Regions from separate parts of the Mus musculus genome. Here all the other regions are linked to region 3. A link is a loop called in an ENCODE intact Hi-C map of the cell type or tissue named here. Cell type or tissue: gastrocnemius. All regions are shown on one strand. Region 1 overlaps Npffr1 (neuropeptide FF receptor 1). Region 2 holds the start of Ppa1 (pyrophosphatase (inorganic) 1). Region 3 has its middle 9.7 kb from the start of Lrrc20.

Evidence for each region. A loop is a pair of places that touch in the nucleus more often than their neighbours do. Peaks named below come from ENCODE experiments on the same cell type or tissue, not always from the same donor. Only the 100,000 strongest peaks of a DNase experiment are listed, where the experiment ranks them.
Region 1: a loop joins it to region 3, with 3 times the contacts of the local background. A loop is called at or near these places in 13 of 42 quality-filtered maps.
Region 2: a loop joins it to region 3, with 3 times the contacts of the local background. A loop is called at or near these places in 13 of 42 quality-filtered maps.

Annotation. Positions count from the first base shown.
Region 1 is chr10:61,597,501-61,605,500 of GRCm38, reverse strand. All of the region lies in intron 1 of Npffr1 (neuropeptide FF receptor 1), which reads right to left. Among named protein-coding and RNA genes, the nearest start is that of Npffr1, 6.2 kb to the right of the region's middle. In gastrocnemius, CTCF peaks have their summits at 2,527 (motif pointing right) and 3,024 (motif pointing left); DNase peaks (open chromatin) are centred at 901, 2,552 and 2,963.
Region 2 is chr10:61,645,709-61,653,708 of GRCm38, reverse strand. It overlaps Ppa1 (pyrophosphatase (inorganic) 1), which reads right to left and starts at 5,088. Exons shown (of 11, transcript NM_026438.4): 1 at 4,918-5,088; 2 at 2,091-2,149. The coding sequence starts at 4,981. In gastrocnemius, no CTCF peak of the experiment used is centred here; DNase peaks (open chromatin) are centred at 4,451 and 5,115; H3K4me3 peaks cover 2,169 bases; H3K27ac peaks cover 1,940 bases.
Region 3 is chr10:61,462,167-61,470,166 of GRCm38, reverse strand. No RefSeq gene overlaps it. Among named protein-coding and RNA genes, the nearest start is that of Lrrc20, 9.7 kb to the left of the region's middle. In gastrocnemius, CTCF peaks have their summits at 3,058 (motif pointing left) and 3,823 (motif pointing right); DNase peaks (open chromatin) are centred at 3,085 and 3,798; H3K27ac peaks cover 1,805 bases.

The DNA of each region.
Region 1 (8,000 bases), 140 kb before region 3:
CGCCTTACTGAGTGCCTGGTTCCCAGACCAGCCACTCTTCTTCAGGGGGTTTATCAAGATGTTTAAAAGGAGGTCTGATGGTGTGGGGGAAAATACTACCTCGGCTGTAATAATCATAAAACAGCATAAAAACGCACTCTTTATCTCTATTCCATATAAAATGTGCTTATGCAAATTGGCCATGATTTCTTATTTGAACGACAGTCTTCGTCCATGGGGTGTGTGTGTGTGTGTGTGTGTGTGTGTATTTCCTCAGGTGACTTTGCTGTTGTTTCTTTCATTCCAACTTTTGATTTTTCACTTTATGATCTCAGGGAAATGGCAACATGGAATAAAACCCCGACGTTGCCAGTGGCTTTTGGGCACACACCGCGATCGCCCCGATTTTAAGGAGATATTCCTTCTACCCGCTGTGGGTCAGGATCTGGAGGTGGCATTTGCGAACGCTCTCTTTTAAAGCTCCTCTGATGAGTTCCTTGTGATTTCAGAGCCACTGACTTGTGCTATCTTTCCTCTTGCATGCTAAGCTTTTGTGAGCTTTTTGGGATCACCAAAGCCTTTGATGTATTTTGATGCTTTTTCTTTTCAGAGGCTTTTAGGGGCTTTCCCTTGATCTGGCGTGAAATGCTTCCTGTCCAGAAGGAAATTATGACTCTTGAATGTGTTGGCTCCTCTCTCAACAGAGCACACACTTTCAGGGGCACAGTGAGCACAAGCGGGTGGGGAACACGCTGTATCCAGGAGGAGCCAGCCCTTGCCCCTGCATGAAGCATTGGAGCGACTGTCAGTCAGAAGTGTGCACCCATCCCTAGCCAAATGCCAGCCAGTGGGAGTTCTCTTGCTTTGGATCTGACTGTGGCTCCTAGTAACCCAGCTTTGCCGTCCACCCCAATGACTGCCCAACCCCCCTCCTATAAGTTTCCAATTGGCACCAGCGTTAGTTGGCACCAGCGTCTGCTGCTTGTATCCTCAGCATCTTGGCTAATACAAGGGGACTCAGGTGGGTCATCCTGAGCCTCTGGGGGGGGGGTGTTTTCAGAGTCCAAGTTCAGTACCCCAACGATAGGGGCAGGCAGAGAGAGCATAGTAAGGTTTTGTGGTCTCTCTCTCCAAACCCCACTGCCTCTCAACAGGTCATCCACTCTTCCATGGGGACAGCGCTATTCCAAAAAGGCAGGGGTACTGATTAAGGAGCTGAGAATGTGGCCTGGAAGCTGGTAGCCCCTGATGGTCATTCATCCATTGTAAAAGGAATGGGGGACAGCAACCTGGTTTGAAAAGGAGGCTTGGGGCTATAACTTACAGCTGACTAAACAATGCTAGATGCATTTACCGTGTCTGTGTCTGTGTGTGTGTGTGTGTGTGTGTGCAGACGCGCACGCTTGCTTCCAGAAGTCAGAAGTTCCATAGCTTGCAGGTGTCAGTTCTCTCTGTCGGTTTGGGGAAATCAAACTCAGGTCATTAGGCCTCGGAGCAAAGACTTTTACCAACTGAGCCACCTCACAGGCTATACTGGATAGACTTATATCAACCTGACCCAAGCTAAAGTTATCTGAAGAAAATGCCTCCAGATAATTAGATCCAGTTTTAAGGTAATTTGTTAATTAGTGATTGATAGCAGAGGGCTCAGCCCATTGTAAGTGGTTCCATCCCTGGGCCGGTGGTCCTGAGTTCTATTGAAAAAAGCAGGCTGAGCAAGCCACAGGAAGCAAGCCTGTAAGCAGCACCCTCCATGGCCTCTGCATCAGCTCCTGTTTTGTCACAGCAATAGGGACCCTAACTAAGTCACCAGCTCAGGGTTGCTTTTGTGAAGTTTGAAGTAGCCACGCTAGCCTTGAACTCCCTATGTGGTCAAGAATGACCTTGAATTTCTAATCCTGCTGCCTCCACCTGCCCAGTTTATGGGGCTGAGGCTGACCCAGGGCTTTAAGTATGCTAAGCAGGCTATCTTCTGATTGGATTACACCCCCAGGCTTGCTTCTTTTTGTTTTGTTTTTGTTTAAGACAGGGTCTCCCTGTGGAACTCTGGCTGGCCTGGAACTACCTGTGTAGATCAGGCAGGCCTCAAGCTCACAGAGAGATGTGCCTGCCTCTTGAACACTGGCATGGAAGTCATACTACATTGTGGCTTGCTTCCTGATGGCATTTGCTGCCTACCAGGAAGCACAGAGGGCCACAGTGATGGATGCTTCGCTTGGAATTGTTCCTGAGGAAGTGAGCCTGGACTAAGGCTACTCAGGAGAGCAGTGGGGGTGGGGGTGGGGTACAGGAATCCCACCACTGCTACAGACAGAGCCAAAGCCCACCTTCTCCAGCTCTCTCCATTGTAATCTGGGTTCCTTACTTCTGGCCTCTCTAATTCCTGTCCATTTGGTAAGTGGGAGCAGGTGAGCCTTCCAAAATCCTTGGAGCAGAAAAACCTGAGCAGCTAACTGGAGTACCAAATGGACCTCCCCACCCCCCTTAATTTTAAGCCTGTAACCATTTTGCCTGCCTGTGTATCTGTGCACCATTTCGGCGCCTGGTGCCTAAAGAGGCCAGAAGAGGGCGCCAGGCCACCAACTGTTGTTACAGAAGATAGTAAGCCGAACCGCCAGTGCTCTTAACCACAGAATCTCCGTTTTAACCCCAAACAAGCCTTTTAACCTCCTAAATGCTTATTGGACCAGGCAGGCCGGTTACAATTAGATCAGTGCCTGGAGTGATCAGGCCTCACCCCCCTTCAACTGACCAAACCCTGCCATCCTGGTGCAGGGAAACAAGGTAGGGATGGTTTAGCCACACCTGTCCCAAGCCCCGTCCCTAGCTACGGCAGATGTAACCGGGTATTGTAAATGACCGGTCCTATCTCTGCATTCCCTGGCCAGTCCCAATGCCTTCCAGTCCCAATGGCCTTAAATCATGCATGTCCCCATAGCAAAGCCGTAGATCATCCTAGAGCATCTGCCCCCTCTAGAGAAGTTATAATAGAAAAGGCTTCCCCTTAGTTCCCTGGACCCACAACTTCCCAGAGCCCAGTCGCCATCTAGTGGCTGAAATGAATAAGGAGCCTGCCCCATCTGAAATGGGCTTTGCAGAATTCATCTAGTAGCTCTCTCTTGCCTGCTGCTTTCTGACTAATAACACCAGGTGTGCTCCCCCACCCCACCCTCCGCTTATCTATCTATCTATCTATCTATCTATCTATCTATCTATCTATCTATCTATCTATTTATTTATCTATTTATTATAAGACTGGGTTTCTCTGTATAACCCTGGCTGTCCTGGAACTCACTCTGTAGGCCAGGCTGGCCTTGAACTCTGAAATTTGCCTGCCTCTGCCTCCCAAGTGCTGGGATTAAAGGCATGCGCCACCACTGCCTGGTACCTTGGCTCTGTAGACCAAGCTAGTTCTGTAGACCAGGCTGGCCTTGAACTCACAGAGATCTGCCTGCCTCTGATCCTGAGTGCTGGAATTAAAGGTGGGTGCCACCATCATCTGGAAAGACTTTCAGTCCTTACTTCTGGGAACTGAATTTCTCTTATCTCCCATATTAAGCATACTCCCTCAGTCCATTGAAAGGGACTCCACACTTTAGAGAAGTAGGTGGGTGGCTCAGTGGTTAGGCACACTCACGGCTCTTCATGAGGGTCTGGGTTTGGTTCCCAGCAACCACATGTTCATTCACAACCATCAGCAACTCCAATTCCAGGGAAGCTTCTGGCTTCCGAGGGCACCAGACACACACACATGGTGCACATACATGCAGGTTATTTATTTCTTTGTTTATTTTAAGGTAAGCCAAATCCGGGCAGACTTAAAGGGGACAGAGATTGCCATCTTCCATCTTACTGTAGGTCAGGCTGAGCATGCTCTTTAGTTTCCTGTCTAGGCTCTGTGGTGACTGCTGCCTCCAGGCCAGCCTGCTCCATCTCTCAGTACCACACTGCTCACCCTCTTCTGCTTCCTAGTGTAACTTCATATAGAAGGTTGTTTCCTGCCTCTGTACTGGATACATCTTAGGGGCGGCAGCCATGGCTTATCCAGTTTCAAATGCTACCACCATCTGATGCACAGCTAAAGCAGAGGTGGAGAGTGAAGGTTGGTACCTACTTCTTTTTTTTCTTCTTTTAAAGAGGCATTTTTTATTTATTGTGTATACGTAAACTGTAGCTGTCTTCAGACACACCAGAAGAGGGCATCAGATCTCATTACAGGTGGTTGTGAGCCACCATGTGGTTGCTGGGATTTGAACTCAGGACCTCTGGAAGAACAGTCAGTGCTCTTAACCTCTGAGCCATCTCTCCAGCCCTGGTACCTACTTCTAAAAGCAATGAATTTTCCTCTATGCACTGCTTTAGCTGCCCGGCATGGCACAGGCTGTTTTCTGTTCTTTTCAGGGTTATTGGCACTTTCCAACAGGGGGAGAGGTGGTCCCATACTACCTAGGCTGCCCTTGGTCTTCCTGCATCCACATCCTAAGTGCTGGGATTACAGATGTGCATCACCTTGCCAGTTACTGTATCTGATAGTATCAAACTACCTCTGACCAGGAAAGGAGAATTCTTCTCACCTCACCGGAAAACCAAAGCTCAAAGCTAAGGAAACTTGGTTTGAGAATACACGGTGGTACAGTGATTCTGCCCCCTACTTGACCTCAGGATTCATGGTCCATCAAGTAATCTGGGGACATGTTGTGAGTTTGAGCTTCTGCTCTGGCTCAGCTATTTCCCAGTTCCTTGTCTTCTTTGAAACCATTATGCCACCTGTAAAACCCATTAGGGCTCCTTGATTAAACCAGGAGAGGGCCTTGACTTCCAATGCCTATGCACGTTTGACATCGTGAATACCAGAAGGATCGTTTAAAATATCACCCGAAGGCAGGTGTGAAGGTGTTCAGCTGTAATCTCACTGCGGAGGTGAAGGCAGGAGGATCAGGAATTCAAGTGGGTTTCCATTACAGAGTGAGTTTTAGGCCAGCTTGGGCTACATGAAACCTTGTTTCCAAACAAACAATAGAAAACCGGCCTGAAGAAGGAAGACAAAACCCGCAGAGGCAGACCCAGAGCTACTCTGGACGCAGCTAAGGAACCGTTCTTCTGCAACACTTCCTAACACCGTGTCAGCACCCGGAGCTTCAGTGTCCCTGACCCAAGTGGGTCTCTTCTCTCTAGCTTCTTAGCAGCAGCTTCTTGAGGAAAGATTTCGGTGGAGCAGGAAGGATGGCGAAGCAGTGAGCTGCAGTGTGAGTTCCCGGCACCCACTTTGGGTTGTGGGGTGGGGGCCGGGGCTGCAGCTGCAGGGGATCTGACACCCTTTCTAGGCCTGGGGGAAGGTCTGCCCTCATCTGTAGATACACCCCCACTCCACCCCCACATATGTAATTAATTAATTAATTAATTTTTTGAGACAAGGTTTCTCTGTATAGCCTTACCTGTCCTGGAATTCTGTTTAAAAAAAAAAAAAAAAAAAAAGACAGCAGAGCGTGGTGGTGCATGCCTTTAGTCCCACCAAGGCAGAGGGTTCTACGTGAGTTCAAGGCCAGCCTGGTCTACAAAAGAACTTCCAGGACAGCCAGGGGCTACCCCCCCAAAAAAAAAACCAAAAAAACAAAACAAAAAAAAACTGTCTTAAAAAAATAGAGTCTTTGATAAACTTGTACCCTGGTTGGCTGAGGAAGTGACTCAGGACCTTTAGTCTGAGTCTCTGTGCCATTTGCATTTCAAAAGAAGTGCCGCACTCTTGACGCAGTTTCTGTTGCTAATGAGAGCAGAGACTGAACTTGCGTCTTTCATGTGTGCATCTTAGAAGAACGGGTAGACACTCACCATGTCCTACTGACCACACACTCGGTTTCTGGTTCCCTCACTCAGCACTGAACAGCTGCTCAGCCAGGACCCTGTAGGCTCTCAGAGCCCGGACCTTTCTTTCTGAGTTGTTTGCTTTGGAGCCAACACACCCGGCAGAAATACATACATTCATATTCATATTCATATTCTCTCTGTGTGTTTGTCTGTCTGTCTGTGTCTCTGCCTCTAAGTGAGTCTCTCTTTACCCTCCAGCAAGACATGTCTATTTTGTATGTGTGGTGTGAATGTGTCTGTGGAGGCTAGATTTTAGCTTTGGGTATCTTTATCTACCAATTTTTCTTTTATTTTTGAGACAGAATTTCATTATGTAGCCTTGGCTTAAAAAACAAAAACAAAAACAAAACCTCTGCTTGCTCACATGTATATTTAAGAGGAAATTCAAGGTTTTTGTTCCCCCAAAACATATTGTGCATTTAGTAATCTCTTTAATGGATGTGGCGCTGTCTGACTAACAGGCACTGCTCTTTGTTATTTTCCTGAACTTTGGCTCCTGAGTTTTAACAGAGGCGCTACAAATTCCTATCTCCTAAAAGTACTGCATGAGCACAGAGTAAACCATTCGTCCTAGCCTTGCCAATGGATGTGATAGAAAACTGCCCACAGGTTTCTTAAAAAGGAAACTTAAGGTTGTTTCCAGGCTTATGGTTAGGGTCAGGGTCAGGGTCAGGGTTATGGTTATAGTTAGAATTATGTTAAGTTTCCGTTAGGGCAAGCGTATGTAGATCAGGCTAGACTGGAACTCATGGAGCTCTGCCTGCTACTGTTTCCTGAGTGCTGTGACCATGCACCACAGCCTGGCTTCCACCTCATTTTTTCAGACGGGTCTCTCACCGAACCTACAGTTTGCCATAGATCTATCTGATCAGCAACCCCCCACCCTCATGCCCTCGGGATCTACTTACCCCAGCCTCCCTCCCCTCCCTCCTCCAGGCACTGAGATTACAGATGCCTGCCCCCAGCCTGGTTTTTATGTGGGTGATGAGGGACTGAACTCGGGAGCTCAGGCCCGGTACCCACTGGGCCGTTTCTCCAGGCCTCGGCTTTAAATCCCGAGTCTGCTGCCTTGTGGCTGTGTGGGCTTGTAGCTACAGATGTGATAAATATGCTTTTCCTTCCCCTTCTCGGGCACCCAGAGATTGCTGTCGAGCTCTAATGACAGCCTTTGCGTCAGCCCTCAAGACCCCTCATCAATCCTGTGTGTTGCGTTTCTTGAGAGTTTACACAAAGGGACCTGTTTATCTCCCAGGAACCCAGCCCGAAACAGGAAATTTGCTGTGCTTTGCTTTTACATAGGCTCCTAATGAACACCAAATTTACCTTTTTCCTGAAAATTTGTGTTTGTTTTGCTGAGCTGGAGCTCAAACCCGGAGCCTGAGGCGTGCCAAGCAAGCGTCTGCCTGCCCAGTTCCAACACCAGCTCCAAATGTGTTCTTGTTCCCGTGGCTCTGTTTTTAACTTCTGAAAAGATGGGCACAGCTCCCAGTGCCACAAAAGACAGAGGGAAAGCCTCCTCCAGATGGGGATGTCCTGGGATACGCTCACAGGGATAACACATTTGATCGCTGTGCACCGAATCCCCTTGGCTTAGCCCAGAGACATCAGCTGGGGCTGCAGGTTCCTGTATAGTCAATGTCCCATCATCCTGCCTGCACCCAGAGTCTTTCTGCTTTGCTCTCCGAAGCCCTAGCAGGAGCAACCCAGAACTTACAAAGTGGAATAGCCTTCAACCAGTAGAGAGGGATGAGCAGCAGTTAGAGCCCCTTCTCCTTTAGCCCAGGCTGGCCTTGAACTTGTTGTGTAGCCTCTGCCCTTCAAGTGCTGGGATTATAAGTATTCACTAGCAAGCCCAGTTTATGAGTTGCTGGGTATAGAATAGAACCCAGGGTGTCCTGCACGTTAGGTAAGCACTCTACCAACTAGCCTACACCCCAGACCTCTTTTGCCTTTTTGCTATCTCTCCACGTCTCATTTCTGCTTCTCGGAGGCAACCTTGTCTTAGGGGATACCTCAGAAACCAGAGAAGCCAAAGGAGATACGTGCTATCAACTCTCCTGGTATACACAGTTCATTCATACATAGATGATAGATAGATAGATAGATAGATAGATAGATAGATATCCATTAATAAAACTACGTAATGTTGCATGAGG
Region 2 (8,000 bases), 180 kb before region 3:
TAACTCAAGCCAACCCAACAAGACAGTTCAATGGGGAAGGACTCAGCAAGTCATAGCAACAGTCAGGACATCAGAAGTAACAAATTGGAGAGCCTGGGTAAATACAACTGCGAGGCTCCCACAGGAAGGCAGGTCCTTCCTGCAGCTGCAGTACATAACTGGCTTTGTTCGCTTCACTGTCTCCAAAAGCGGGACCTGAGTCAGATGGGATCCCCTGAAGCTACCTACAGACTGGATTTTTTTTGGGGGGGGGGATTGTTTGTTTTGGGGTTTTGTTTGTTTGTTTGTTTGTTTTGGTTTTTGGTTTTTTGAGACAGGGTTTCTCTGTATAGCCCTGGACCAGGCTGGCCTCGAACTCAGAAATCCGCCTGCCTCTGCCTCTCGAGTGCTGGGATTAAAGGCGTGCACCACCATGCCCGGCTCAGACTGGATTTCTTGCTAGAGTTCAGCTGTCAGGAGAACTATAGCACACTGTCTAATATTAATACAATTCAATGTATTTATCTATTTCTCTCATTTTTAACTAAAAAAAAGTTATTGTGTGTATATGACTGATATGATACAGAGCTGGGTTTCCATGTTCCCAAGTGGTTGGTCAGCCAAGGGTTACCACAGCTGCCTCGGGACACTCCAGAAGGGGGGATGGAGATGACCCTTGGCTGTCCTACAAAACATCATTTCTCAGGGTTCTCTGAGACGGCGGAGTCTTATGGACCTGTTGGGTATGTGATGGAATTGTGTTTGTTTGCTTGTTTATCAAGATAGAATTTCTCTGTGGAGTCCTGGCTATCCTGGAACTCACTCATATGATGTATGTGTGTGCACACATACACATGCATAGACACGAGTAGCAGTCTTCTTCCAGGGCAAGTTTTTTTTTTTTTTTTTGGTTTTGTTTGGTTTTTTGACCCATTGCACCAGCCCTATGAGTCTATTTCTAGCCAAGGCAATAGTAATGCTATGAGCATGAAGTGAAGACTTCAACCTGACAATATTATTCCAAGTGTGCTACGGAATCCACATGGACTAGTTAGTAACTCTGAGCTATAGGTCAATGAGGGCCCCGGAGAAGACCCAGCAGGCAAGGGTACTTGTATCCAAGTCTGCCAACCTGGATTTGATTCCCGGTACCTACACAGTAGAAGAACTGGCTCCAGCATGCTGTCTTCTGATCTACCCACCCACCACTGCCTCCAATAAACAAACAAATAAAATGAAGTTTGACAGTATATGAAACTTTTCTAACTCAAAAGCTCTGCCTTTAATGTAACTCAAAGTTCCTAAAAGAAGGGCTGGAGAGATAGCTCAGTGGTTTAGCGCACTGACTGCTCTTCCAGAAGTCTTGAGTTCAATTCCTACTAACCACATATTTTTATATAAAGCTTTTTTCTAAGAAAGTACAGATTCTTACTAATCTGTGGTAAACCCACATCAATCTGCTAAGTTAGATTTCTACATTTCCCTGGTGCGTACAAGATTAGTCAGTTCTTTGCAGAGCTGTGTATTTAACTTTCTTAACGCTGTTTGCAAACTCACCAACCTACTAAAAATACTGAGTTTTCTTGTACTTACAGAGTTTACTTTAAATGTTTAATAAACATTCCCACATTCAAAACACACAGACTACATGGTTTATTTTAAGCTATTAATGAAATCAGAAGGCTTCAGTTCCAAACACTCATACCAATGTGACACACACACACACAAAGAGGCGGCTTAAAATCTTCTGTCTCTCTTCCTCCCCTAATTTATAGCTGCTTCTTTAATCCAATGATCTGATTGACTACTGGCTTCTTAGCTACTCAATGAACCATGAGATGAAAGCACAGGAGGGATTTCAAGTTGATGGAGATTAAGAAAATTCACTATGTCCAACTAGGGATCCAATTAAATAGACTGTGTTTGCTGGACACGGTGTCGTGACTTTAACTCCAGAGGCAGAGGCAGGCAGATCTCTGAGTTCAAGACCAGACAGAGTGTGTTCCAGGACAGCCAAGAATATGTAAAGAGACCATGCCTCAAAATTAATTAATTAATTAATTAATTAATTAGGGAGGGGGAGATCATTTTGGAATGTCAGAGATTCTTACCTTGTCTGCATAAATTGGAACATCATGAAATGGAGAAATGTACTGCCCTTTCTCATTTTCTGTAAAATAAGTAAGAAACGCTGTTGTGACTGGTTACATTTCCAAATGCACAAAATAAACACTTCTTAACAGCAAGATATTACTCCTATACCATAAAACAAGAACAAATCAAAAAACAAGGTGTTGGTGATATAGGTCAGTGGTAAACAATTTCTCCTGGCATGTGCAAAGCCCTAAGTTCACTCCTCCTCACACTGGAGGGGGAAAAGAACAAAACACAGGAAACCACTTTCCACCTGAGCCCGGGAACTGCATGCCTGCAAACCCAGCAACTGAGAAGATCGGGAGTTCAAGGTCATACCTGTGCACACAGTCAGGCTGGAGCCAACCTAGGAGGTGCTACAGCAGACCCTGTCTCAAAAATACTCAAAAACCAAAGGCAGCAGCCAGGAGGCCAAGACAAAAGTGCTCTGTGACTTTGAAGCCAGCTTGGTCTACATAGGAGGCAGTTCTACCCCAGCCAGGGAGACAGAGAGCCGTAAACAGCTAGAAAACAGCAGGAGTGTAGTTTGCACTCCCGACCCTCCCCAGGACCAGGTTTTCATCCTGTGTGCACCTTCTGCTTTACACTGGATGTTACTTCCTATTGTGGGGAATTCAGGACTTAGCTGAATTCCTCCCACCTCTAGCTCTGTAGGGCTTGCTATATAAAAGACGATCAAATTGCTTTTGACTGATCCTGTTTCAGTTAACTGCTTACAAAACTTGAGCGAACTACCTGCAGGGAAGGAAAGAGGCCAACCAACTTACTAGCTTAAGAATCCATGCTATTTTATGGGACCATTCAGACCTACTTCAATTCTATGACTTTCCTAAAGAATGATCTAGTCACGATGATATATCTTCTATGTTCTGTCATACCTGAAAAGTAATTTTAGCCCAATTTGGTGGCACATGCCTGTTATCTAAGCTTTGGAGAGGTGGAGGCAGGAGAATCAAGAATTCAAGGTCGGGCTGGTGAGATGGCTCAGTGGGTAAGAGTACCCGACTGCTCTTCCAAAGGTCCAGTGTTCAAGTCCCAGCAACCACATGGTGGCTCACAACCATCCGTAACAAGATCTGACGCCCTCTTCTGGTGTGTCTGAAGACAGCTACAGTGTACTTACATATAATAATAAATAAATAAATCTTTAAAAAAAAAAGTATTCAAGGTCATTCTTTGGCTATATAGTGAGTCTGAGGCCACCTTGGGCTACATATATAAGACCCTGCCTCAAAAAATAAGTAATATAAGCCAGGCATAGCCCACTGCAGGCCTTTAATAAAGGGTTTCTCTGTGTAGCCCTGGCTCTTCTAGAACTCACTCTGTAGACCAAGCTGGACTCAAACTCACAGGTCTGCTCGTATCTGCCTCGGGAATGCTGGGATTTTAAGTTTATTTTGTCTAGGGCTGTATGCATAGTTGTCCTCTGCTCAAACTGGACTTTTTTTATCTGTCTTAAAGAGATTGGAAAATGTAACATTATTTTAAATAATTATTTCTATTAAGAATGGATGCTGTCAGGTGTGATGCCTGAACCTATCTATATCCTAGTACTTGGGAGGTTGAAGCAGGAGATCTCAAGTTTAAAACCAAGCTGAGCTAAACGGGAAAACACTATGGCCTCACCCACCACCACCCTCAAAAAAAAAAAAAAAAAAAAAAAGTGGAAAAAATACTCAGAAATTTATCCTTTTTAAAAAGTGCAAAGAGCGAGAACTAGTTAAATTACATAGTGGTACTAAATTTAGTGTTTCTTAAGTTCCAGAGAGCCCATTTGATAGACTTCAGCCTAATCCAAAGTCAAGGAGTGGCTTTGCTCTCTACCCACAACCATCAAATACTTACCACCAATACATTAAATACATTAAAAGCAGTGTGTTTATTCTGCACATATAGCTTGAAGACAATTCCCAGTGACCCAAAGGGTCACTTTAAAGGACACTGAAAAACCTGAAGCCAACACTATTTCCATGGCGAAGTTTCTGCTAGGCACTCTCTGTTCATTCTTTCAGGAATGTCTGTTTGCCCTGTCCTGAGATTGCTGCCCATCCCTTCTAAATAAACACAAAGAGGTTACAAACTGGAAGGGCCTTTGCTAACAGCATCGCAAACCTCTGTTAGCACCATGAATGTATGTATATACCTACAAGCTAAGGGCTTCCAGGAGAAACCCAGGTAGCTTGCAAGCACCTATCAGGAAAAGGTGACACACGTGGAAGGCCGATCGACTCCGCCTTTCTGAGTGCAGGGCAGGGGTTGGATGCGGGGGTAACTAGTGGGTTCCGGCACCAGGGTTAAGAACCTGGCTGTTCTCCCACCAGGTCCTTAGCTAGACGTCACCTGTCTGTCTAGGGAGGCAAAGCTTTCGGTTTCCTAGAAGCACTCCCGGCCATCAGGGCTTCAGAGAAGCCTCACCACAATAAGGCTAGTGCCGGGAAGACCTGGGCCTCAGTTTCCCATCTCTTACAACACCGGGGAGGACTCGATCCTGTTCGGCACCGAATTAAGGTCTTGAGGAAATCTCTGTCCTCCAGCCGGCGATCCTGAGGACAATCCTCTTAGGCGGTCGGTATCACCTCCGGGCACCTTCTAAGGGTGACTCAGTGGTTTCCTTTCCCCATGTGGCCCAAGTTCGAATGTGTGGAGGGAGCGCTCGCGGTGGGCACTGGGATGGCGGCCCTCGCTGGTCCCGCCGCCCGCCAGAGGGAAGGGGACGCGTCCGCCCGCCCGCCCGCTCGTTCTGGAATGAATGGGCGACCCGGCCCTCGGCCTCACGCCACTCACTGAGGAAGACGCGGTACTCGAGGGTGAAGGGCGCGGCGCGCTCCTCGCTGCTGAAGCCGCTCATGGTGTCGGAGATGCACCGCCGCCGCCGCTGCACAGCCACACAACCACACAGCCCAGACCCGGAGCCGCTGTACGGAGGAGAAAGCCCGCGCCTGCGTACCACGAGCTGGCCCGCCGGTCGCCGGCGCCGTGCCTTTAATGCGTGGGGCTCGCCTTGTACCCTGCCCCGCCCCGCCCACCCGCGCAGGCGCACTCTGCGCGACGCGCCTCCTCACGCCCCGCCCCCGGTTCGCAACCTGGGCCACGTGGCAGGCGCCGGCTGCCCTCTGGAAGCGGACTGCGGGTTGGCGGCTCCGCTGGGACAGAACGCTGGTTACTCTCCTGAGGCTTGCGGGTCGCTCACCTTTGATTTCTCTCTCTCAGGTCCTGCAGAGCAGTTCCTTATCTCGGAAGGCCTTGATAAGCCACCTGTTCCCCAGGCAGTCTTGTCTTTTCTTGTTTGGGTTTCTCATAGATCTTCATCTGCCTCCCAGAAGCTGGGAGTGTGCTACCAGCCCCCCACCCCCGGCCCAGGGCCATCTTCATTAAAGTTGAGAGTTTGGCTGACTGGGCTCTGAAAACTATAGGCTGTGACTAATGTTTTCCCAAGTGGTAGGCAATGGACAAATTTGCTTTTACTAATCTCCCTGATTCAGTTTCTCATCTGAATTGTTGGGTGGGTTCTGCTTGGACCAGACTCAAGCTGATTACTCCTGAACTCCCCAGATACCGCAGATTTCTCTCCCCACTCCAGATCCACTGGGACTTGAAATTGAAGCTCTGGGAAGACCCAGGAGTGTGCACAGAACCCCTTGAGGACGTTTCTCAGGAGTAGCTTCTCGGAGCTTGTTTTCCTAGTTCTATTGCACCACCCATTGAAGTCCAGGCTGTATCCCTCAGAGTGTGCTGTGGACGTTGGGAACTTTCACAGTCCTATAAGGTTGTGTGTGTGTGTCTGTCTGTCTTTGTGTATCACAACTCTAATTATAAGCCACATATAGCGTCTCACACCTGTAGCCCCAGACCTCAGGACGCTGACTTTCTGAGACCAACCTGAGCTACGTAGTGAGTTCTGAGCCACCCCATGCTACAGTATGAGACTATCTTAAAAATAAGACAAATCTAACCCAGGAAATTATCCACATTTTTTTAAAAAGCAAATTTTAAATTATGATAGACAGAATATCTTTCTAAAATATTTCTTAACTATTTATCTCAAAGACAGTTTCCTTTCAACTATTTTCAAAACAATCTCTAATATATAAATGGAATGCATAAACCACGTATTAAGTGGAAGCCTAAGAAAGTTAATTTCTAAATTGGCACGGTGGTGTATACCTGTAGCTGCAGCACTTGAGAAGCAAAAGTAGGAAGATCATGAATTCAAGGTCATCCTTGGCCAGTCTGGACTACATGAGACTCCCGCCTCAAAAATAAATAAATAAATAAATAAATAAATAAATAAATAAATAAATAAATAAATGGTAACGATAAATCTAACATTAGTCCGTGTTCCTCCTTGTCCCTCCTTCCAGCTGCTCACTCTGCTGACACCCATTAATTTTTCAGAAGGCAACTCACTAACTTTTGAACACAACACCACAGTGTTTCAGAACATGAAGGCAATAAAAAAAAAAAAAGACAGAAAGAAAGATAGAGTAATAGCCTGGTTGGCAGTACAGTGTAGACATGAAAGCAGCAGGAATCTCTGTACAGTGAATAATAATAAGTAGATCTGGGAATATGTGAGAGGTTGCAGCTCTGACTGAGTCCCTTTGTCATCTTTTTGGTCTTTGAATAGACAGAAACAGTTTTCTTGGGAAAACCCTGATTCTCATCTTTGACTGAGTGGACAGAAGCGCCACACTGGTAATAAAAAGTAGCCACACGCACTTTCCCTCAGAGCCGGGAGAGGTGATAACGTCTCTCTGACCTCTGGACTCACACTCTATCTCTGATCCATTGAACATATTCAGAGAGCCAATCAGTCCCCTCTATAATAAAACGCCCAGCCCAGCCCCGTGCGGTTCAGATTTTTCCCTGGCTGGCAAGGGTAGTGAGCCCCACAGGCTTTGCTCTGCTCAGACACTTCCAGCACTTGGGAAACTGAAACAGGAGGATGACAAGTTCCAGGCCAGCCTTGGCTCTCTAGTAAGACCCTGTGCTGGAGGGGCCTGAGACATGTCACAAGGCAGCTTACAACCCTTCCGGGGAATCAATCTAGTGCTTGGTTATGGTTTCTGGGGTCACCAGTGTTAAGTCTCAAACAAATAGGCTGAGGTGCCTATTTAACATATCAAAGCTGACAATGGCCAGGTTCTCCCTGTATCCCTTAGGCCCTACCTTTAACAAAGTCCTCCTGGCTGGTATACACTCCACCCCCGATCTGGCTTCCTACCCAAAACTTCTCCAACCCAGACTTTCCCCAGCTGCCCCTCCTTCTATAATAACATTTTGTTACCCTTCTTCTTTGGGCCTCCAGGCTGCTATGTCTGGTTTCCCTCTGTCCCCCTCTCCTTCCCCCGCACCTCTCACACTTGGCTCGGGGTTATGACCACTCTGGACTCTCTCAGATGTCCCTGCCTCTGGCTAAACACTCCCTTTGTCTACAATAAACCTTATTCTCCAACACACCTAGGAGCAGGTATGTCCTTTCCTTTGTATTTGTCTTCTTAGTCAACCAGAATTCATGCGACCTACATACATATATGCAGACAAATCATTCATACACATCACTTTTTTTTTGGTTTTGGGGGAGGTTGTTGTTTATTTGTTTGTTTGTTTTTCTTGTTTGTTTTCCAAACAGAGTTTCTCTGTGAATCTCTGGCTATCCTAAAACTTGGTCTGAAGTGCTGGGGGAATGTTTTCATCCATTGTGTATTCATTCAATTGCTCATTTCTGTGTCCAGAAATCTGGTTGTAGTCCAGACTTTGATACTGTCATTTTTATGAAGCATCCCAAGTCACTATTTTGTAAAATGTTGTTCTCCATCACCTGATTAGTCAAATAAAGAGCTGAACAGCCTATAGCTAGGCAGGAG
Region 3 (8,000 bases):
AGTTGACGGACTTCTTTTTTTTTTTTTTCAGGAAAATATGTGTAGACTTGGGTTCCGTTCCCAAGGTATTTATTTCACTGTCTATGTGCAAATATTCCAAAGTAAAAAAAAAAAAAATAAGTACTGAAATATAATAGAATGCTTCCAAGATCAGCATGGTGGCACTCAACTTTAATCCCTGCACTTGGAAAAGCTGAGGCAGGAGAATCTTGGTGAGCTACAGACTACACAGGACTGCATAGCAAGATGCTGTCCATGCGAGAAAAAAAAAAAAAGTTAGGTTGAGAGAGAGTAGAACTCTTGGAGCCTTGGAGCTTGCTTGTTAGCCAATGTAGACACCATCTGGTTAGGTTCATCGAGAAGGCTGCTGCCCTGTTTAAAAGAAAAAAAAAAAAAAAGATGAAAGTCAAGTGGAAGGCGCTTGGGAGGCAGAGGCAGGTGGATGTTTGTGTGTTTGAGACCAGCCTGGTCTACAAAGTGAACTCCGGGACAGCCAGGGCTGCACAGTGAAACCTTGTCTCAGAAAAGAACAGTAAGAAAAAAGATGGAGAACAATTGAAACCTATCCAATGTTAGCCTCTCGCCTACACATGCACACACATCTACACAAACAAGATCATGAAGCCAGCAGGAGAAACAGTGTTGAAAAGGAAAATAAAAAGAAAAGAAAGGGGGGAGGGGAGCCAGACCTAATGAATGATACAGGCTCATAATTTGGCTACTCAGGAAGCTGAGACACGATAATCAAAAGTTCAAGACCAGCTTGAACAATTTAGCAAGACCCTGTCTCAAAATCGTGTTAGGGAGCACAGAGGTACAGCATCTGCCTAGCATAATGTGTGAAGCCCTGGGTTCATCCCAGCCCCATAATGGAGCTATGGAGAGAGTAAATGAGGGAGAAAGACGTTCTGGGGGAGAAAGATCCCGTCTCAAAAACAAAAACAAAAATCACCAAAAGTTAAGATTCACTCGTATAAAAAAAGCAAAACAAAACAAACAAAAACCTAGACCATGAAAAAGCATTCATTTCCCTCCCACAGCGGGCCGACTTCCTAATTTGGCTGTATTAGCCCCACCCATCGGTGAGCCTGAGTCACACACTCAGGATCAGAGAACCAGTTAGACTCAGATCCTTTGTGTAGGGTCATCAAATACCAGGGAATGTTGTAAACCAGTTTCCCTGCACTTCTCAGAGATAGGGTTTTAAAGTGCCCTCAACTTGTCTCTCGAGGTCCTCTCTCCTGCTGTCTGTCCACCTGATCCCTCCTGCTCCCATCCATACCCCATCCAGTCCCCTCCCCACACTCACCCCAACAGATTCTATTTCTGGCAAATTTCATGATGTCATTGTTTTTAACAGCTGAGTAATAGTTCATTGTGTAAATGTACCACATTGGCCAGGTGGTGGTAGCACACGCCTTTAATCCCAGCACTTGGGAGGCAGAGGCAGGCAGATTTCTGAGTTTGAGGCCAGCCTGGTCTACAAAGTGAGTTCCAGGACAGCCAGAGCTATACAGAGAAACCCTGTCTCGAAAAACCAAAAAAAAAAAAAAAAAAAATTATTTGGTTTATTGATATCTAATTTCTTGAGTTCTTTATGTATCTTAGATATCAGTCCTCTGTCAGATGTAGGGTTGGGGAAGATCTTTTCCCATGCTGTAGGTTGTTGTTTTGTCCCTTTGATGGTCTCCTTTGTCTTACAGAATTACACCTATAATTCCAGCACTCCTGGGGCCGAGGAAAAATTGATATTTTGAGTTCACGGCCATGGTCCAGGAGACATTGGACCTTGGGGCTGCCCTAGGAGAGAATTTTGTGTGGGGTAGACACAAGGAAGACTGGTGGTATGGATTGGTTTCCTGGGCTGCCTACAGGGCAATGTGCCAAGTTCACGTGGCTGTTTGAGGGTAAGGGGACAACCCACCAAACAGTTTGACCCAAGGCGGTTACCCTCTAGTTATTTCTGCACAGAGTCCTCTGCAAGGCTGCTGAGAAAGTGTGAGTCAGGACTGAGTGTTCTCACGGAGGTCCAACTGCGGAAGGATGGCTTCCAAGTTCATTCTGGGTGTTGGCAGAATCAAACTTCTTTACGGATATAGGACACACAGTGTCAAGCACCTTGCTACTTGGTTCTGGCCACACCTCCATCAATCTCAGAGCCCCGTACACAATGGGGATGTGTGGAGGGACGCTGCGAAGTTCTCTCCCACTAAACTTGTTTCATGATTTTTCTGAGGAAATACTAATAACAAAAGAAAACAAACAAACAAAAACAAAACAAAACAAAAAAAAAAACATTTATTCATCAGGGTTTGGCAGTTCACACCTAAAATTCCAGTGCTGGAGACGCTGATGTAGGACTGTGAGCGTCCAGGGCAATCTGTGCTACTACAGTAAGACCCTGTCTCAAAAAACAAACAAACAGACAGACAAGCAAACAAAAGATAGGCACAGCCATAGTGGTGTGCCCCTGCAATCCTAGCAGTGAGGAGGCGGAGGCAGGAGGATGAAGAGTTAAAGGTCAACGTCAGCTACAGAGTGAGTTAGAAGCTAGACTGGGCTGCATGTGATCTTGTCAGAGAGAGGCAGAGAGACAGAGAGACAGAGATAGACAGAGAGACAGAGAGACAGAGAGACAGAGACAGAGAGACAGAGCGAGAGAGAGACAGAGAGGAAGAAGAAAGGAGGAGGAGAAGAAGAAGGAGAGGAAGATCAATTATCTCTAAATGAGGAAGGTACAGACCAAAGAAATATTCTGACAGATCAAACTTGGTGATTTAAAGAAATAAGGGTGGAGGAAGCCTGAGGGAGAGAGGGAGAGACAGACACAGAGGCACAAACAGACAAAAAGATCCACTAACCCCTAAATGAGGAAGATACAGATCAAAGGAATATTCTCACAGCTCAAACTTGGTGACTGAATAAATTTATCTAGGTGGCGTGCAGGGTCATGGGCAATTCAGAGTAACTATCTGTCCGAAACTCCCAATCCCTGCTTACCAAGCTCCCTTAATTTATAGGGGCACAAAGTCCACAGCAAACCTGGTTCAGAGCGCCCTCTAGTGTTAATGCATCAGAGATGACTCCAAACACAGACCAGATGGGGTGTTCTTTGTGTGAACTTTCAGTCATTGCCCTTTTTGGGGGTGGGGATGTCCTGCAGTGAGAAGGGCAACCTGTTTTCTGCAGTCTGGCACATAGAACAGCCAAGTGATGTCCTACTCCAGGCGGGAGGTAAGGTCACCACTGCTACAGTGAGGCGACTCTATTCCATTAGCAGCTACCATCTTGCATTAGAGACCAGGGAGGCAACCACATGGTAGCTCACAACCATCTGTAACGAGATCTGATGTCCTCTTCTGGTATGTCTGAAGACAGTTACAGTGTACTTACATATAGTAAATAAATAAGTCTTTAATAAAAACAAACAAACGGGGTAACAGACCTAAACAGAGACCTGGGACTACAGCATTTTCTAGGTAAGTGCTCTGCTCCTGCACTTTTCTAGGGAAGATATAAAGGAAACATCTATGCATCTCAATAAGCAGAGAACAGACTGACCATAGGAAAGCCTTATTTTGCTGTATGCAGTAGGAAGTCTGAGGTCCCGCCCACTAAGGGTGTGTCATCGGGAGGCGGGATCTTGAGGTTCACTTTGATGTTTGTTTGCCACAAAGGAACAACCAAGCAAGGAGAGAGGCATGTGCAAAGGCCCCAGAACAGCATGGTTATCAGACCAACAGGAAGAAGTCCCGGAAGAGAAGGGTTGACGAGAAAGGCACTCTACTGGCTTTTTGCCGGCTTGTCATGGGCATGCAGTGCCCACCAAAGCCAGAAGAGGGCACTAGATCCTCTGAGACTAACAGTCGTGATTGTCATGGGGTGTTGAGAATCAAACCTGGGTCTTCAGCGTGAGCAACAGGTACTCTTCAGTGCTGAGCCATTTCTCAAGCACCTCCACTGGGTTTCTCATAGATTCCATAGAGAGAGAGAGAGCCCTAAAGACTACATAACCTAAAGCAAACTATACCCCTTTCCTTCCTACCTGCCTGCCTGCCCACTTTCCTCCCTCCTTTCCCATCCCCTGTGTGTACACTGTACATGCTCATGTGTACACTGTAGATGCTCACGTGGATATGCACTTAGATAGGAGGGTGTGTTTGTGTGGAGGAGGCCAAAGGTGCTTCAATTCTTAAAAATGTATTTACATGAATGTGTATGCATAATGCATACATGTGTGCAAGTGTGTGTGTGTGTGTGTGTGTGTGTGTGTGTGTGTGTGTGCATGGAAATGGAAAGTGATGGAAGAGAGGGTGGTAACACAACCCAACATACATGGCCAGTCACTGACACTCTAGATAGATGACCTGGTCCAGAACTGTCCAGGAGACATGGTGTTAGGGAGTTGTCACCAAGGCAGGTGGGTCCAACAGCCAGCTGGGAGCTCCACGTGGGCAAGTTTGGTTTAGCACTGAACCTGAAGGTAGGACTGCGGGGAGCAGGCACCAACTGGGTACTTAAGAATAAGTTATTTGGGCCAGGCAGCGGTGGCACATGCCTTTAATCCCAGCACTTGGGAGGCAGAGGCAGGTAGATTTCTGAGTTCGAGGTCAGCCTGGTCTACAGAGTGAGTTCCAGGACCGCCAGGGCTACACAGAGAAACCCTGTCTCAAAAAAAAAAAAAAAAACCAAAGGGGGAAAAAAAAAAGCCAGGTGGCTTGTCCACACCCTTCTCCAAGAATCAGATCCTAGTGGTCTGTCTTCTACTGTGAGCTCCACTATGCCCACCCAAACAAAATTTCTGTTAACAATCCCTGACAACCTTGACATCCACCCAAGAGATGGTTTAAGTTGCCGGGACAGCACCTCTTACCTCAACTTGGCAAGCACTGCTCTTGGCTGGAAGGCTGGGTACACAGAGTGCCCTGCCTGTGGGCTGAGGCTGGGTGTGGCCCGACACTCACTGTTTGGATGACTGTGCACTCCCTTCCAACCGTGCTTTCTCTGGTTGGAGCAGAATCACTCACATACAACACATTCCACCAGATGCACCGTGGCATGGCAGCTGTGGGCTCTAACCTTGCTTCCACTGTGCAGGTCTGGGGAGCTGTAGAAACCTCTAGTGAATGTTGGGATGGAGAAGAAAGACAGAAGAGACAGGTTGGCTTGGTAAGCCAACATATTCAAAAACTGGCTTCAAGAGAGCCCTTTATCAGCCGGGTGGTGGTGGCGCACGCCTTTAATCCCAGCACTCAGGAGGCAGAGGCAGGTGGATTTCTGAGTTCGAGGCCAGCCTGGTCTACAGAGTGAGTTCCAGGACAGCCAAGGCTACACAGAGAAACCCTGTCTCGAAAAACCAAAAGAGAGAGAGAGAGAGAGAGCCCTAAAGGCTACATAACCTAAAGCAAGCTATACCCCTTTCCTTCCTACCTGCCTGCCTGCCCGCTTTCCTCCCTCCTTCCCCGTCCCGTGTGTGTACACTGTAGATGCTCACGTGTACACTGTAGATGCTCACGTGGATATGCTACTTAGGTAGGAGGGTGTGTTTGTGTGGAGGAGGCCAAAGGTGCTTCAATTCTTAAAAATGTATTTACATGAATGTGTATGCATAATGCATACATGTGTGCAAGTGTGTGTGTGTGTGTGTGTGTGTGTGTGTGTGTGTGTGTGTGCGAGTGCATTTGTCTACCTGCAGAGTCCAAAAGAGGGCTAATCCCCTGGACCAGAGTTATACGTGGTTCTGAACTGCTTGACATGAGTACTGAGAATTGAACTCAGATCCTCTGAGTTCACTTAGCCTCTGAGCCTTCTCTCCAGCCCCTCCACCATAGTTTTCGAGGCTGAGGCTCTCGCTGGACCAGGATCTCACCACCAGGCTTGACCAGTGGGCTCCATGGGTCCCTTCGTCTCTGCTCTTCCCCCAGTGCCGGCATTACAGCCAGGTAACTCTTCCATGGGTATATAGAATCTGAACTCAGGTCCTCATCATTGCATGGCAAGCATTTTACCAACTGAGTAAAAAACCAACTGAGCCACCTCCGCAGTCCCTCACCCCATTTTCTGAAGTCCGTGATGAGAGATAGTGAACCCCATCTGCCAAGAGCTTTAAAGAGCTGAATAGAGGCAGGAAAGCGGGTTCCCTCTTTCATATAGACCTGTCTACTCTCCAGCTTTGGTAACGTCTAGAAACTTCCAAATCTGTTCAATCCCTAGGGACCATCCCTGTCTGTCAAAACTTGCCTGGCCCTGATACCAATCTTCAGAAGTGTACTCTATGAGGAAGGGGTTTTCCTCCAGGCTCCAAGCTTGTAGTTCATGGTCATTTATATACAAGGTAATAATGGGGCAACATTTGAACAAAGGCATACCTGCTGTCAGTACCTGGGCACCACGAGCCATTCTTTTTTTTTTTTTTTCTTTTGGTGGTTTTTCAAGACAAGGTTTTTCTGTGTAGCTCTGGCTGTCCCGGAACTCACTTTGTAGACCAGGCTGGCCTACCTCTGCCTCCCAAGTGCTGGGATTGAAGGTGTGTGCCACCACGCCCGGCCCACAAGAAGCCATTCTTAATAGCTATGGGGATATTTTTTTTTAGGGCTGGAAAGATGGTGCAGGTAGGAAAGCATTTTTGGGGGGGGGGGGTGTTTTGAGACAGGGTTTCTCTGTGTAGCTATGGCTGTCCTGGAGCTCACTTTGTAGACCAGGCTGGCCTCAAACTCAGAAAACTGCCTGCCTCTGTCTCCCGAGGGCTGGGATTAAAGGTGTGTGCCACCACGGCCCAGCGTTAGGAAAGCATTTGACATGCATGCATGACTACCTCCATTTAACCTCCCAGAAACCTCATGAGAAGCCTGGTGTTGTGGTTCAGGCTTGGAATCTCAGCAACGCAGAGACAGAGACTGGAGAGTGTGGGTCTCCTTGACCAGCCTGCCTTGCTGGTCAGGAAGCTCCGGGTGGAGATGCAGCAAGAGGCCTGACCGTGGTGAAAGGGGCTGAGGAGATAACTCTGTCTGGAAAAGCTTTAGCAGAGCCAGTGAGCAAGCAAGCAAGTGTGGTGACCTGAGTTCAAACCCCGGAACTCACGGGAAGGTAGAAAGGGAGAAATGAGTCTCTATGCACTCTGACTTCTCCATATGCTCTGTGGGATTTGAGTGTCTGTGTGTGTGTGTGTGTGTGTGTGTGTGTGTGTGTGTGTGTGTGTGTGTGCTTTCGTGTGTGTACGTGTGCACTACTGGTAGCAAGAAATAAAATTAAATTAAATTTTACAACAGAAACAGCAAAGGTGAAGAACAATTGAGAATGCGGCCCAAACATTGTCCGCTAGCTTAAACACACACACACATACACACGCACTCCTGCATGTCCACACACACAGACATACACACACACACACAGAGACATGCACTCATACAAGCACAAAAAATTTCTAGAGTTATAGAGGTACCCAGGCCTCATTGGCAAGCTAGTTTTTCTGGAACTGCTTCCTTCTTTGCAAAATAGAAGTGAAAATTCCTACCACGGAAGGTGGGCAGGGTGTCTTAGTTAGGGTTCCTGCTGCTGTGCTAAAGCACCATGACAAAAAAACACTGCTCACGGCTAACTCCTCCTAGCTTGCCCAGTCTGCCTTCCTTGTAGTTAGGGTTTTAGTGCCGTGACCAAGGCAAGTCTTGGTTTTTGTTTTGTTTGTTTTGTTTTAAAGATGGTGGCGCAAGCCTTTAATCACAGCACTCAGGAGGCAGAGGCAGGAGGATTTCTGAGTTCAAGGCCAGCCTGGTCTACAAAGTGAGTTCCAGGACAGCCAGGGCTACACAGAGAAACCCTGTCTCAAAAAAAAAAAAAAAAGAAAAGAAAAGAATGTAGGCGGGCAACAGGCAGGAAGAAGTGTCCCTCTGGGAGGGACAGAGGATGGGTACAGGGGGGAGGGAGCACAGACGGAGGGTAGGGGGGAGCACGGGGAGGGCAGGGATCCATCTGGTGGAAGCCAGAGCTCCTAGTGAGCTCCA